Linked DNA regions of Homo sapiens: all the other regions are linked to region 3. Evidence: chromatin contacts called from ENCODE Hi-C or POLR2A ChIA-PET data. All regions are on one chromosome and are shown on one strand. The core of a region is the stretch at or near the end of the contact, and the rest is flanking DNA. Distances in the headings are between cores, read along the strand shown.

Evidence for each region. A loop is a pair of places that touch in the nucleus more often than their neighbours do. ChIA-PET counts read pairs that join two places held with the same protein, here RNA polymerase II (POLR2A). Pooled maps may share reads with other maps.
Region 1: a pooled map shows a loop between it and region 3 (3-fold over the local background). The contact joins the promoter of FSD1 here to the promoter of MYDGF in region 3. A Hi-C loop is called at or near these places in 1 of 50 pooled maps. POLR2A ChIA-PET finds 5 or more read pairs at or near these places in 2 of 52 experiments (H1 and HEK293).
Region 2: a loop to region 3 is called in a pooled map, with 3 times the contacts of the local background. The contact joins the enhancer-like site here to the promoter of MYDGF in region 3. A Hi-C loop is called at or near these places in 2 of 50 pooled maps. POLR2A ChIA-PET finds 5 or more read pairs at or near these places in 4 of 52 experiments (A673, CD4-positive, alpha-beta T cell, HepG2 and 1 more).
Region 4: a loop to region 3 is called in a map of CD14-positive monocyte, with 2.4 times the contacts of the local background. The contact joins the enhancer-like site here to the promoter of MYDGF in region 3. A Hi-C loop is called at or near these places in 1 of 168 maps with a recorded cell type or tissue (CD14-positive monocyte) and 8 of 50 pooled maps. POLR2A ChIA-PET finds 5 or more read pairs at or near these places in 3 of 52 experiments (HEK293 and WTC11).

What each region holds. Positions count from the first base shown.
Region 1 is chr19:4,303,074-4,306,269 of GRCh38, reverse strand. It overlaps FSD1 (fibronectin type III and SPRY domain containing 1), which reads right to left and starts at 1,672. Exons shown (of 13, transcript NM_024333.3): 1 at 1,509-1,672; 2 at 229-324; 3 at 1-72. The coding sequence starts at 1,523. RefSeq lists a silencer at 1,549-1,718.
Region 2 is chr19:4,367,662-4,370,786 of GRCh38, reverse strand. All of the region lies in intron 1 of SH3GL1 (SH3 domain containing GRB2 like 1, endophilin A2), which reads left to right. Among named protein-coding and RNA genes, the nearest start is that of MPND, 26 kb to the right of the region's middle. RefSeq lists enhancers at 1-845, 1,298-1,487, 846-1,795. Within about 2 kb of position 1,651, at least 33 of the 41 ENCODE cell types and tissues checked have a DNase peak (open chromatin) inside an H3K27ac peak, as active enhancers do; they include A673, CD4-positive, alpha-beta T cell and OCI-LY7, where a contact is called at or near this core.
Region 3 is chr19:4,668,994-4,672,599 of GRCh38, reverse strand. It overlaps MYDGF (myeloid derived growth factor), which reads left to right and starts at 2,258. Exons shown (of 6, transcript NM_019107.4): 1 at 2,258-2,439. The coding sequence starts at 2,266. RefSeq lists a silencer at 1,869-2,258.
Region 4 is chr19:4,326,122-4,329,548 of GRCh38, reverse strand. It overlaps STAP2 (signal transducing adaptor family member 2), which reads left to right. Exons shown (of 13, transcript NM_001013841.2): 6 at 740-874; 7 at 2,164-2,233; 8 at 2,323-2,425; 9 at 2,542-2,607. Among named protein-coding and RNA genes, the nearest start is that of STAP2, 11 kb to the left of the region's middle. RefSeq lists a silencer at 820-1,069 and an enhancer at 2,039-3,020. Within about 2 kb of position 1,873, at least 7 of the 41 ENCODE cell types and tissues checked have a DNase peak (open chromatin) inside an H3K27ac peak, as active enhancers do.

The DNA.
Region 1 (3,196 bases), core at 423-2,922, 370 kb after region 3:
CAGCTCCTCCAGGAGGGAGAAGAGGGACTGGAACTCTGCTTCGAGGTCCTCCTGCACCTTCGCCGAGTTCGCCTGGGTCGGAACAGCCAGAATCGGCCAAAGCCCGTGTTCAGAGAGGGAACCTGAGACCTCCCACAGGCATCAACAGCAATGGGCCAGTTCCTAAGGCTGCACCCTCCAGCTTCCTCCCCTCCCCTTACCTCCCCAGGACTGCCCCACCGCCTTCACCTCCACGTTCAGCAGCATCTGTTTCAGGGAGTAGATAAAGCTCTGAATTTCTTCATTCTTCACAGCCAGTGTTTTGATGATCTTCCTCAGGGCCTCCTGCACCACCAGAAGTGTGGACACACACAGGTGCACACACACATGTGCGCACACAGGTACACACACGTGTACGCACATGTACACACGTGCACACACATGCACACACGTACATAAATGCACACGCGTGCGCACACACATGCACACACATGCGCACACACACACGGCAGGCAGGTGAGCCCGTCAGCCTGGCCAGGCTCCCTGACCCGCGCTCCCCTCCAGGGATCCAGAGAGGAGATGTGGGGGCTGCCACGCTATTGAGCTTGGGCACCAGCCAGGAGGTAAAGCTCCGGGCTGATACAATTCACCCATAGCAGCTGGGCGCCCTAAGCTACCCCATATTACAGGAGAGGAAACTGAGGCTCACAGAGAACCTCTCAGGAAGGGACAGACCCTGGCCCCGAACCAGGCGTGCTTGAGCACAAAGGCTACAACCCGATACCTACATCCTGAAGGTGGGGCGTGAGGGGCTAGCCTGAGGACAGAAAACCCCAGAGGAGAAGGATGTCTGCTGGAAAATGGGCTAACCTGGGGAAAGGGTTCTCGGTGGAAGGAAAAACCCCAGGGAGGTGGGATAGCCTGGGATAGGGGCTAGCCTCGGAACAGGGGTGGGGCCTACCTGGGGGAGAAAGATAAGCAAGGAGAAAGAAATTACCTGGGCAAAGGTGGAACCTGGGGGCCAGGGATGCGGGGGCGCCAGGTAAGCGGGGAGGGGGCAGGGAGGTCTTGGGGAAGGGCAGGGGATTCTGGGAGGGAGGATCCCGCTCGGGAGCCTCTTGCTCTGACCCAGGCTCCAACCTGCTCCTTTTTCCTGGGGCAGGGTCGGTGGGGTCCGCACTGCGGAGCTGGCGGGGCGTCTTCCAGGGGTGGGGCGGGGGGCCGGGACGCCTGGTCCGCGGCCAGGAGGGAGGGCGTGGGGGATGGGGGTCAGGGATGGGACTGGGATACTGGGCAGGGTGGGGGGGCGTAGAAGGCACGTGCCTGGCCCCAAGCCAAGATGTGGGGGGGCTGCGTCCCAAACTGGGGTAGGGGGGCTAGATCCGGGCGGGGTCGCGAATGGGGTGGGGCCTCAGCCGCAGAGCAGCTGGGGTGGAGGCGGGGAGGGAGTGGGGGCGCTGCGGCAACACCTGGTCCCCTTCCCCGCCCCCGACGCCCCTGCGGGCCCGCCCTGCCCCACCCCGTCCTACCCTCTGTTCTTCCATGGCTGCAGCCCAGGTCACCCCGGCCCGGCCCGCGGGCCCCGCGCACGCTGGGTCCCCAAGCTGCCTTTGCCGCGGCCGGTAGCCAATGGCCCGCCGAGCCCTCGCCGCCGCCGCGCCCCCGGTTAGCGCTCCATCACCGCGCGCATTGCGCAGGCGCACCCGCCGCGGCCGCCTGGGAAATGTAGTTCCGCGCTGGCCTCGCCCAGAGCCCTCACATCCAGCGCCTGGGGCTCACTGGGCGGTGTTGGTGGTGATATGTGAGCTGGAGAGAGCCTTGGATGAGAAGACAAGGGGCTCGACCCCTGGCCCTGCCGTGGGACCTCAGAATCATCTCTAATGCTCCCGTGCCTCAGTTTCCCCACTTGTTCACTCACACAGGTTATCCGTTGCTACTCAAATTGTCTAGCCCGCCTGGCATTTACTGAAAATCTAAGGCTTTTGCCCAAGAGGGTGTTTAGCCTCCAGTGCCTTCTTTCCATTTGTCCCTATGTCACAACTGAACTCCTATACACCCCACAAAGCCCCAGGCTCCAACAGCTCCTCCAGAAGTCTCCGTGCCAGCCCAGGTGCGGAAGCTAAGAATGTCTGGGTCCAGCTTTGGAAGGACCTGGGGGCTAATCTATCCAGGGTCCCTCAGCAGACGGTGGGGGGAAGGGTGGAGCTTCAGAATGTTCTGGGGAGGGGAAGGAGTGGGTAGGGGAGGCTGGGCGGGTGTACGTGTCTGCAGGGGAGGTGCAGGCATAGCCACCGCAGAACCTCCCTGTGGTGGAGGGGAACGCTGTGTACGATGCAGGCCTTCTAGGTCCGAGTGAGAAAGGAGGTCACTCTGCAGTTGGGTCTGAGACATTGAGGTCTGTGGGTTCGCCACCTCCTCCCAGAATGCACTACAGAATCAGGGGTGAGGGATGCAGGGCTGGGAGGAACTCGAGAGCCCATGAACCTCCTCCACGGGACCCCCAAGCAGGTCATGTAATAGGACCCAAAGTTATCAACAGAAATCTATTTCTCTGAACCTCAAAGGAAGATTTTTTAAATTATTATTATTATTTTTTTTTAGAGACGGACTCACTCTGTTGCCCAGGCTGGAGTAACGGGGCGCAATCATGGCTTACTGCAGCCTCCAACTCCTGGGCTCAAGCGGTTCTCCTGCCTCAGCCTCCCGAGTGGCTGGGACTATAGGCATGCACCATCACCCTGGGTTGGTTTTGTATCTTTTTTTTTTTTTTTGAGACACAGTCTCACTCTGTCGCCCAGGCTGGAGTGCAGTGGCAGGATCTCGGCTCCCTGTAATCTCCATCTCCCCAGTTCTGGCGATTCTCCTGCCTCAACCCCACTGAGTAGCTGGGACTACAGGCGCCCACCACTAGGCCCAGCTAATTTTTGTATTTTTAGTAGAGACCGGGTTTTGCCATGTTGGCTAGGCTGGTCTTGAACTCCTGACCTCAGGTGATCCACCCGCCTTGGCCTCCCAAAGTGCTGGGATTACAGGCCTGGGCCACCATGCCCAGCCTGTATCTTTTTTTTTTTTTTTTTTTTTTTAATAGAGATTGGATCTCGCTGTGTTACCCCAGGTTGATCTTAAACTCGGCTCAAGTGATCCTCCCACCTCAGCCTCACAAAGTGCTGGGATTACAGGTGTGAGCTACAGCGCCCAGCAAAAGAAAGACATTTTG
Region 2 (3,125 bases), core at 402-2,901, 300 kb after region 3:
TGGCAGGGTTGGCCAAACCTCACTTCTCCCTGCTCCAGGCGGGGACATGTCACAGCCTCTGTGGGAGGCCAGCCGGCATCTGAAGCAGGGGCAGAGTCTTGGAGACTGTTCCCTCTTGGGCTCGGCCTGTTTGTTCCAGGCATGGGGAGAGAAGGCGCTGGTGTTGCTCTCAGGATGGCAGCCCTTGTGGGGCCTGCGGTTGGTCACTCGGGGTTTGCAGCTGGTACTCTGACCCCGTCCAGGTGGGGCCCTGTGGGAGAGTGGGGAGGGGGCCCCCACCCACCCTGCCACCCTGATGCAGGTTCAGTCAGCGGAGGGTGGTCTCACCCCTGAGCCCTGTTGGGTCCCTGGCTACTGAGTGGCCCCATTATTTTCCTCCGTTTCCTGCCATGCGGGGTGGGAACAGGAGGCGAGCCTTGTGGGTATGGGATGGACTCGAGTGCGGAGCTGTCATTGCCACTGCTGAGTCCGCTGCACTAGTCAGGGCTACAGCCAGCCTGCAGAGTCTCCCTCGGCAGGAATGGACTGCTGGGACCATGGCCTCAGTCCTCCCTCCCCACCGGTAGGGTCTCTGATGCGGGGGCATTGGGGCTGGCTGCCCCACAACAGGCAGCTCTTGCCTGGCAGATGGCACCAGGGTTAGGAACACTCGCTCCTGACAGCGAGCCCAGAGGCGCCCTCTGGTGAGCCTCCCCGTGGCGCCCAGCTCTGCCGCAGACTCTCGGTCCCCTCCGTGCTCAGCAGTGTGCTGGTGTGGAGACCGCAGTGAGTAGGGCCCCAGCGGGCAGGAGCCCACGCTTGGTTTCCGCGCTTGCGGCCGGCGCTGCACGTGGCCCGGCTGCCTTGCTTTTCCCGTGTTTCCCTTGTGGCTGCTCATCCCTGTGTCCATCTGTGCTGGTTTCTAGCCCATAAGCCTTGGAGAGAAGGGGCCTTACAGGGTTGTGTCCCCTGCCCAGTGCCTGGCCCGTGGGGGACCATCAGTCACCACAAGGGACTTGGCTGGAGCTGAGCAGAGGGACCCGGGTAGTTAGGGCACAGCCTCCCGGGTGTCAGGGGTGCGAGGAGTCAGGCGGTTGTGGGGGTTCAGGAAGTCGTCCTGGGGCTCAGGAAGGCAGGGTCCTGGATTCCCAGGTGAGATGGGCAGGTGGGGCCAGGGCCAGAGCCAGAGGCCACCAGGTGGGTCTTTGGTACCGTGGCGGGTCCCCAGCCCCTCCCCTCAGAGGCAGGATGTGGTCCTCGCCGGTAGGGCCTCTCCTCCTGCCCTGTGAGAGGCAGGGGGCTGGGGAAGGGCCCTGACGGAGCCACTCCTGCCAGCCTGCACACTGGGTCCTGCCTGGGCAGGTCGTGGGGCCGGGGTGGCCTCCGCCCAGAAGGTGTGGTTTCGCAGCCCGCTGGCTTCAGTTCTCCTCCCGGCTTCCCAGAAGAGTCCAGTCTCACATCAGCCACTCATTTCCCTCTCCGGCAGCCGCTGGCTCTGAGCACGCCCTCTCTCGCCACAATCAAAAGAAGTGAAACTGTCCCAGGAAATAGAGTGGAACGCCCCAAAAACACCTAGGGAGGGGGGGCTCCTTCCTCCTAATGCCTTCAGCAGAAATGGAGGGCAGCCCCACTCTCCTGCCCCGCAAGGGACAGTTCCTGCTTCTCACCTGTGCCAGAGTCAGCCCTCCCGCGGTGGGTGTGACGAGGTGATTTTTTTTTTCTTTCTTCTTTCTTTTGAGATGGAGTCTTGCTCTGTCGCCTAGGCTGGAGTGCAGTGGCTGGATCTCTGCTGACTGCAAGCTCCACCTCCCGGGTTCACACCATTCTCCTACCTCAGCCTCCCGAGTAGCTGGGACTACAGGCACCCGCCATCAGGCCCGGCTAATTTTTTTGTATTTTTAGTAGAGACGGGGTTTCACTGTGTTAGCCAGGATGGTCTCGATCTCCTGACCTCATGATCCGCCTGCCTCAGCCTCCCAAAGTGCTGGGATTACAGGCATGAGTCACCGCGCCCGGCCAACGAGGGGATTTTTAAGAAGCTTCCAAGGTGCTGTGTGGCTGAGTTGAGAGCCACCAACCCACAGGCAGGAAAGGGACAGGGGTCAGAGGCATGGGGCCTGTGCTCACTGAATGCCCGGCACACCCCGCACATGAAGGCAGGTGGACAGAAAGGGTCCCGATGCGTGGGTGAGGACAGTCCCGTGGTGTGGGGGCTTCCAGAGCCAAGCCTTGGAGGAGGGCCAGGAATTCCTTGGCAAAGGGGCTGGTGTCTTTTTGGGCAGGTTGCCAGGACACAAGACCAGCCGTGTACTCCGGGCAGGCTACCTTTTGCAGAACTTGGGGTTGGGGGCATTTGCACTCATGGTGCCTTGGGCTGTGACCTCCAGGCATGGGCTAGAGGGTACACCAGGTGCCTGGCGTGGGCAGAGCCCCAGGCTCAAGCTTCTCCTGCCCCCGCACTTCCTGCTCTTGGGTCACTTCCTCCCAGGCTGGGTCCTAAACTCCTGACTGCCCTGCTGGACACCCCCCAGCCCCACACAGCCAACGCAGTGTGGCACCACACGGACCCTCATGGCATCCCTTGGCCACGTCTTGTGACAGCTCGGGGCAGGCAAGCACCAATCAGACCTGGGGAGCACCAGGGGCACAGGCCATGGCCCACGGCACGCAACACCTCACTCTCCTGCCCAGGCCGTGTGTGCACGTCTTCACACAAGTGATCAGACCCGGGATGTTAAATTTGCCGATGACTTCAGAGATGGCACACCCTGTGACACTTGGCCCCCAGAGGGCAGGGCCAAGCTTGTGACCTCAGGCGGCCTCCCTCTGGGAGCCTCCATTTGTGGCAGGGCCTGGCAGCCACTCGGCTCTTCATGAAGCGCTGTGTGCTGGGAAGGGCCTCACACTGTCCATCCTCACTCTGTGCGGCATCCCTTGGCGCCAGGCACACATGGGATACGTGGGGTGAAGAAAGCAACGCCTGTGCTCAGACAGCGGTGCTGGGGTTCAGTGGTTCCCGCCATGTTCCATGGGACATTTCAGGGCTGTTTTTCGCATCCCAGGCGCTGTCAGAGGGAGTGGTTTGGGAATTCAGTGCTTGCTTCTGCCTTCCCACCACACGAGGAAAGACGCTGTAAGTGCCTGTC
Region 3 (3,606 bases), core at 1,009-3,508:
TAACCTATGCCTCCTGGGTTCAAAAGATTCTCCTGCCCCAGCCTCCCAGGTAGCTGGGATTACAGGCGCCCACCACCATGTCCGGCTATCTTTAAAAAATAATCTTAAAATATCTTTAAATATATATATATATAAGTATATATATGAATATATGAATATATATAAGTATATATGTGAATATATGAATATATATAAGTATATATATGAATATATGAATATATATAAGTATATATATGAATATATGAATATAAGTATATATATGAATATATGAATATAAGTATATATATGAATATATGAATATAAGTATATATATATGAATATATTAATATATATATTCATATATATGAATATATATTCATATATATGAATATATGAATATATATAAGTATATATGAATATATGAATATATATATAAGTATATATGAATATATGAATATATATTCATATATATGAATATATGAATATATATTCATATATATGAATATATAAGTATATATGAATATATGAATATATAAGTATATATGAATATATGAATATATATTCACATATGTGAATATATGAATATATATTCACATATGTGAATATATGAATATATATATTCACATATGTGAATATATGAATATATATATTCACATATGTGAATATATGAATATATATATTCACATATGTGAATATATGAATATATATATTCACATATGTGAATATATGAATATATATATAGGAATGGGGTCTCACTATGTTGCCCAGAATGGTCTAGAACTCCTGAGGTCAAGCAATCCACCCACCTTGGCCTCCCGAAGGGTTGGAATTACAGGCATGAAGTATCACGCCCGGCCAATAAATTTCCTAACGCAAGCAGGTATCCCAATTTAGAACAGGCTGCCACTGCAGAAAGGCAACTGGCTTGGACTTCTGTCATTGGCAGAGGAGTCAGCCTCCACGGGGATCCTTCTCACCTCCCTGGGGCTCACCACCCTCCGTAGCTATGGAGTAGAGTGATTTAATTCCTCAAAGGGTGAATTATAACCCATCTTAGGAGTCATCTATGACGTTTTCTCTCTGGATTCTGTTTTTTGCCAGTTGGGAAGGACTAGAAACACCAGCTTAATTATTGACCCCCCAGGCCTGGCCACTGGTGTTTTCTTGAAATGTTAAGCCATTTGTAACCAAAGAATGACTTCCTTCTCTAGTTGAAAACCTGGGATCTAATGATAGCAATAGCTACAATATATAATTCTCAGTTCATTCGTCCCGGTGTGGGAACTTAATTCCCTCACTTACTCCTCCCAACAACTCCTTGAGGTAGGGATTATTTTCTTTTTAACTTTTTATTTTGAAATAATTTTTGCCTCCCAGAAAATCTGCAGAAACTGTAGGGTTTCCTAATACGCTTCATCCAACTCCCCCTAATGTGAACATCGTCTGTAACCCCTAGGACAAGCCAGGTTATCAAAGCCAGGAAGTGAACACCCACATAATCCTATTAACAAATACACAGACTGATCGAGCGTGATGACTCACACCTGTAATCCCAGCACTTTGGAAGGCCGAGGCAGGCGGATCACTTGGGGTCAGGAGCTCAAGACCAGCCTGGCCAACATGGTGAAAACCTGTCTCTACTAAAAATACAAAAATTAGCCAGGGGTGGTGGTGAACACCTGTAGTCCCAGCTACTCGGGAGGCTGAGGCAGGTGCATCACTTGAACCTGGGAGGCGGAGAGTGCAGTGAGCCGAGATCGCGCCACTGCCCTCCAGCCTGGGCAACAAGAGGGAAACAAAAGCAAGCATCCTGCTTCTCATCCTACTTTCCCTCTGCTAATTTTGAATATCGATGCACACACATCTTGGCTGCAACGATTATGAGAAGTTCGCCTAATGGTGACCTTCGATTTCCCTCACTCCCTGTACATCTCCTAACTGAAAGAGCTGCAGTCAGTCACACGGCTGGTGAGGGACCCTGAGACCCCAAAACGAACTCCATTACCACCTGAGGGACCCTCCAAGGATCGCCGGGCTACGCAGGGTCCCTAGGGTACGAGGCCGCCCCCTCGGCGGCCCCGCCCCCTCGGCGGCCCCGCCCCCTCGGCAAAAGTCCCGCCCCCTCGACAAAGTCCCGCCCCCAAGATGGTGGCCCCGGGCGGTGGACAGGGCGGGGCGTGCCGGGTCACGTGGACAGCCGACGCCGACGTGGCCTCCGGCGGACGCTCCACGTGTCCCTCGCCGCGCCCCGTCTACCCGCCCCTGCCCTGAGGACCCTAGTCCAACATGGCGGCGCCCAGCGGAGGGTGGAACGGCGTCGGCGCGAGCTTGTGGGCCGCGCTGCTCCTAGGGGCCGTGGCGCTGAGGCCGGCGGAGGCGGTGTCCGAGCCCACGACGGTGGCGTTTGACGTGCGGCCCGGCGGCGTCGTGCATTCCTTCTCCCATAACGTGGGCCCGGGGGTACGTGCCACCGCCGTCCCGGATATTTGAGTGCTGGCAGGCCCGGGGAGGGGGCGCGGAGCATTGGGGGCGGGGCCCGAGGAGGGGGCGCGGACCGCGGAGGTGGGTACTGAAGAAGGGGTGCGGATTGTTAGGGTCGGAGGCTGAGTGGGGGGCGCGGGACCGTGAGGCCGGGGTCATCACTGGGGCAGGACTGAACTCATAGGGAGCGGGGCCTTGTGGGCCCCGGCGGCGTTGAGGGGGCGTGATCACCTGTCACCTGTCGCCTGCCTGGAGTGTCCAGGCACCCCTGCCCTCCAGACGCAGAGGTGGGGAGGGGTCAGTGATGGGAGCGGCAGGAGGCTAAAGGGCATCTGCCCTCCTGGGCCTGAAGGAAATCAGTCGCTGCAGCTCCGAAGAGGGAGGAAGTGCTCCTTCCTTCCATTGCACAAGGTCCCCCCTCACCGAGGGTGTGAGGCCGGGCCCTCAGCCCTGTACTCAGCTTGTCGGCAAAGTCCTTTCCCCTCTCAGCCTCCCTTTCCCCGCCTGTAATAACAGTATCTTTACTGTTTTTTGACTATTTCTTTTTAGACTTGCGTGCAGTGGCGGGATCTCGGCTCACTGCATCCTTAGCCTTCTGGGTTCAAGCAATTCTTCTGCCTCAGCCTCCCCAGTACCTGGGATTACAGACGTGTGCCACCACACCCGGATAATTGTTGTTGTTGTTGTTTGAGATGGAGCCTCACTCTGTCGCCCAGGCTGGAGTGCAGTGGCGCGATCTTGGCTCACTGCAACCTCTGCCTCCCAGGTTCATGCCATTCTCCTGCCGCAGCCTCCCAAGTAGCTGGGACTACTAATCTTTGTATTTTTAGTACAGATGGGATTTCACCATGTTAGCCAGGCTGGTCTTGAACTCCTGACCGCAGGTGACCCGCCCACCTCGGCCTCCCAAAGTGATGGGATTACAGGCGTGAGCCACTGTGCCAGGCCAGTTTGTTGACTACTTCCTTATAGTTAGGTGTGATGCCAAGTCCTTTATATGTTAGGCCCAAGTTACAGATGAGAAAATGCTTCACATAAAAAAGAGAAACAGAGAGAAACTAGAGGCTCAGAAAAGTTTTCACTTGTCCAGGTCCCATGGCAAAACCCATCTCTACAAAAATACGAAAAATTAGCCAGGTGTGGTAG
Region 4 (3,427 bases), core at 624-3,123, 340 kb after region 3:
GGAGGCGGGCAGGGCCTCCAGGGTAAGGTCTAGGTGTTTGGAGGGCGGGACAGGATCTCCAGGGGAGGCTCTAGGTGCCTACGAGGCAGGGCTGGGTCTCCCTAGGGGTTGGAGCTGCATCTCCGGGGCCAGAATTAAGAGCCTGGCTGGCCGCGGTGGCTCGCGCCTGTCATCTCAGCGTTTTGGGAGGTCGAGGCGGGAGGATTGCTTTTACCCAGTTCGAGACCCATCCTGGGCAACATAGCGAGACCCCATCTCTAAAGAAAAAAAAAACCAAAAAACCCGGCCAGATGCAGTGGCTCACGCCTGTAATCCCAGCACCTTGGGAAGCCGAGGCGGGCGGATCACCTGAGGTAGGGAGTTTGAGACCAGCCTGACCAACATGGAGAAATCCCGTCTCTACTAAAAATACAAAAATTAGCCGGGCCTGTGAGGAAGGGGAATCGCTTGAACCCGGGAGGCGGAGGTTGCGGTGAGCCGAGATAGCGCCATTGCACTCCAGCCTGGGCAACAAGAGCGAAACCCTGTCTCAAAAAAAAAACAAAAAACCCCACAAAAACTAGGAGCCTGGAAGGCCGGACTGGGTCTCCGTGGGAGGGGCCTGGGTCTGGAGAGCAGGGCAGGGTCTCCTGGGCCTAGGGGATGGGGATGGGGCTGGGTCTCAGAGGAGGCAGGGTTTACGTGCAGAAGAGCGGACTTGGTCTCCGGGGTCCCGAGTGGGTGACGCGGCCCGCCACAGGTGCTTCCTGAAGGTGAGCCGGCTGGAGGCACAACTGCTCCTGGAGCGCTACCCCGAGTGCGGGAACCTGCTGCTGCGGCCCAGCGGGGACGGCGCCGACGGCGTGTCGGTCACCACGCGGCAGATGCACAACGGGTGCGCATGCGCGTCTGGAGAGCCCTGGGTGGGAGGAGGGTGGGAAGAGGGTGGGCGCGGGGGCGTGGTCAGAAGCAGGGGCGGAGTCCGACCCGCTAGTGGGTAGGCCAGGGGACGGAGCCAGAGCCGAGACGGGCGTCTGGGGACGGAGTCAGAGCTGAGCTGGGCGGATTGGGGGAGGAGTCAGAGCTGAGGTGGGCGGATTGGGGGAGGAGTCAGAGCTGGGCTGGGCGGATTGGGGGAGGAGTCAGAGCTGGGCTGGGCGAGCTGGGGCGGGTGGAGTCAGAGCTGAGCAGAGTACACTGGTGGCGGAATCAGAGCTACGCTGGGCGTGTTGGGGCGGAGTCAGAGCTGGGGTGGGCGGGCTGGGGGAGGGGTGGAGTCAATGCTAGGCAGGGGAGCATGGGGGCGGAGTCAGAGCTGGGCAGGGAGGGCTGGGGGCGGGATCAGAGCTCCGGGGTCGTGGGATCCTGAGGCTGGCCTTGCCCCAGGTATGGGGTTAATGCCTAGGGAAGAAGGTAGAGCCCAGGCCGACTCCTTTGCAGGAAGAGCCAGGTCTTGGGTTAGGAGCTGGGACTCCCTGTAGGTGGAGTCAGACTCCTAGGTTAGGATCGGCCCCTCCGGAACGTCAGGTACGCAGGGGCCAGGTCTGGGCCACTGGAGGGGATGAAGTCAAATCCAGGGATGGGAATGGGCTCTTTGGGCAGCGTCAGGATCTACGGGGGGGAGTCATGGCCGTGATCCTTTTTGGAAGTTGAGTAGGGCTATGGAGGCGGAGCCAGCCCTGGGGGCGAAGTCAGAGCCTTATGCCAAATTCTCAAGCCCAGTCCAGGGTTGGGCAAGGCGATGTAGAAGGTAGAGTCGGTGCCTGGGGGTGGAGCCATTACAGGGGGCGGGGCCTACCTGGGGCGGGGTCTTTAGGGCCTGGTTCTCCCTAGGCGCGGTGCCAGAATTAGGGGCGGACCTTTCCTAGGGTGTTGTCAGTCTGGCCTGGTCCCTCGCTGGAGGTGGTGCCAAGACTAGAGGTGGGGTCTTCTGTGGGGGTGGGTCGGTCGGGCCTGGTCCCCGCTGGGAGCAGTGCTGGGATCGGGCAGTCAGTGCTCCGGGAGGTCAACGGGGCTTAGGTCCTTTATGGGGTGGAACCAGTCAGTGGCGGGGCCTTCTGTGGGGGCGGAGCCAGTATGGACCTGTTTCTATTGGAGGCGGAGCCTGGAGTTGGGGCGGGGCCTTCCCTGAGGGGCGGTGTGGGAGCCTGGGCTGAGCCACTCACTCGCTTTCTCCTGGTGCAGGACGCACGTGGTCCGGCATTACAAGGTGAAGCGGGAGGGCCCCAAGTACGTGATCGATGTGGAACAGCCGGTGAGCGTTGGGCCAGAGTCCCTAGAAGTGACTTTGTGGGGTCCGCGTCCCTTCTCCAGCAGCCTGACCGCTCCCCCATCTGCCCCCAGTTCTCTTGCACCTCCCTGGACGCCGTGGTCAACTATTTCGTGTCGCATACCAAAAAGGCGCTGGTGCCATTCCTGTTAGACGAGGACTACGAGAAGGTGCTAGGTGGGTGCCCCTTCGGGGAGTTCGGGGGCCCAGTGCTCACCTCTCCCGCCCCCGCTCGGACGGACCGGGCCGCCCCTGGCCGCCGCGCTTCCTCCAGGCCGCCCTCTCTGTTCCAGGCTACGTGGAAGCCGATAAGGAGAATGGCGAGAATGTGTGGGTGGCGCCCTCCGCTCCGGGCCCAGGTGACGCCCCCTTCCCGCGGGCCGAGGTGGGAGGGATCGAGGACCCCGCATTCAGCCACGCCCCCTCAGTCAGTTTGGTGGCTGCACCTCCTGCATCTGATGTTCCCAAAGTTGCAGGGACAGAAATGACTCAGACCCTGCCGTCAGGGTGTGTGTGTGGGGGAGGGGGCGGGGGTCCCAGCTTGGGACAGAGCTAAACACAGACACTCTCATCCTGTAGGGTTGAATTTGGGGTGGAGGAAAAACCTGGGCTCGGGGGAGGCGCCTAGAGTTCGGGAGAAGATGGGGGCAGAGCAGGGAAAGCTTCCCAGAAGAGTGGGTCTTTGCAGATGGTCCCAAAGGATCTCCTTAGGTAGAAATGGGCATTGAGGGGTCAGAGGGTACACCCGGACAAGCAGTAGCCCCACAGGGACCGAGAATCCGGGTGGGTGTTGGGAAAGAGGTGGAAATCGGTCCTGTTTATGGAGTGGGAAGAGGAGGCAGAGAACACACTAGAAAGGAATGTAGCGTGGGTTGTCTGGTCTTCCCTGGTCTGGGCGTATGCAAGGACCCCCAAGTGCCACATCCACACACACATTACACATGCATGATCCATGCAACTGTGGCCACCTGCCTAGCCAGAAGGTGACACACACTTGTGCGGGCACAACAGATCACACATGCATAAATACACGTGTGCCCCAATTCCAGTCACATACAAATGCTATGTAGCACAGATACACCTGTGTCATGCCACAATCACATGTGTACACATAAATGCAGATACGTCCGTGCACCGGCACAAACTCGGACACGTGTAGATACACGGGCAAAACGCACT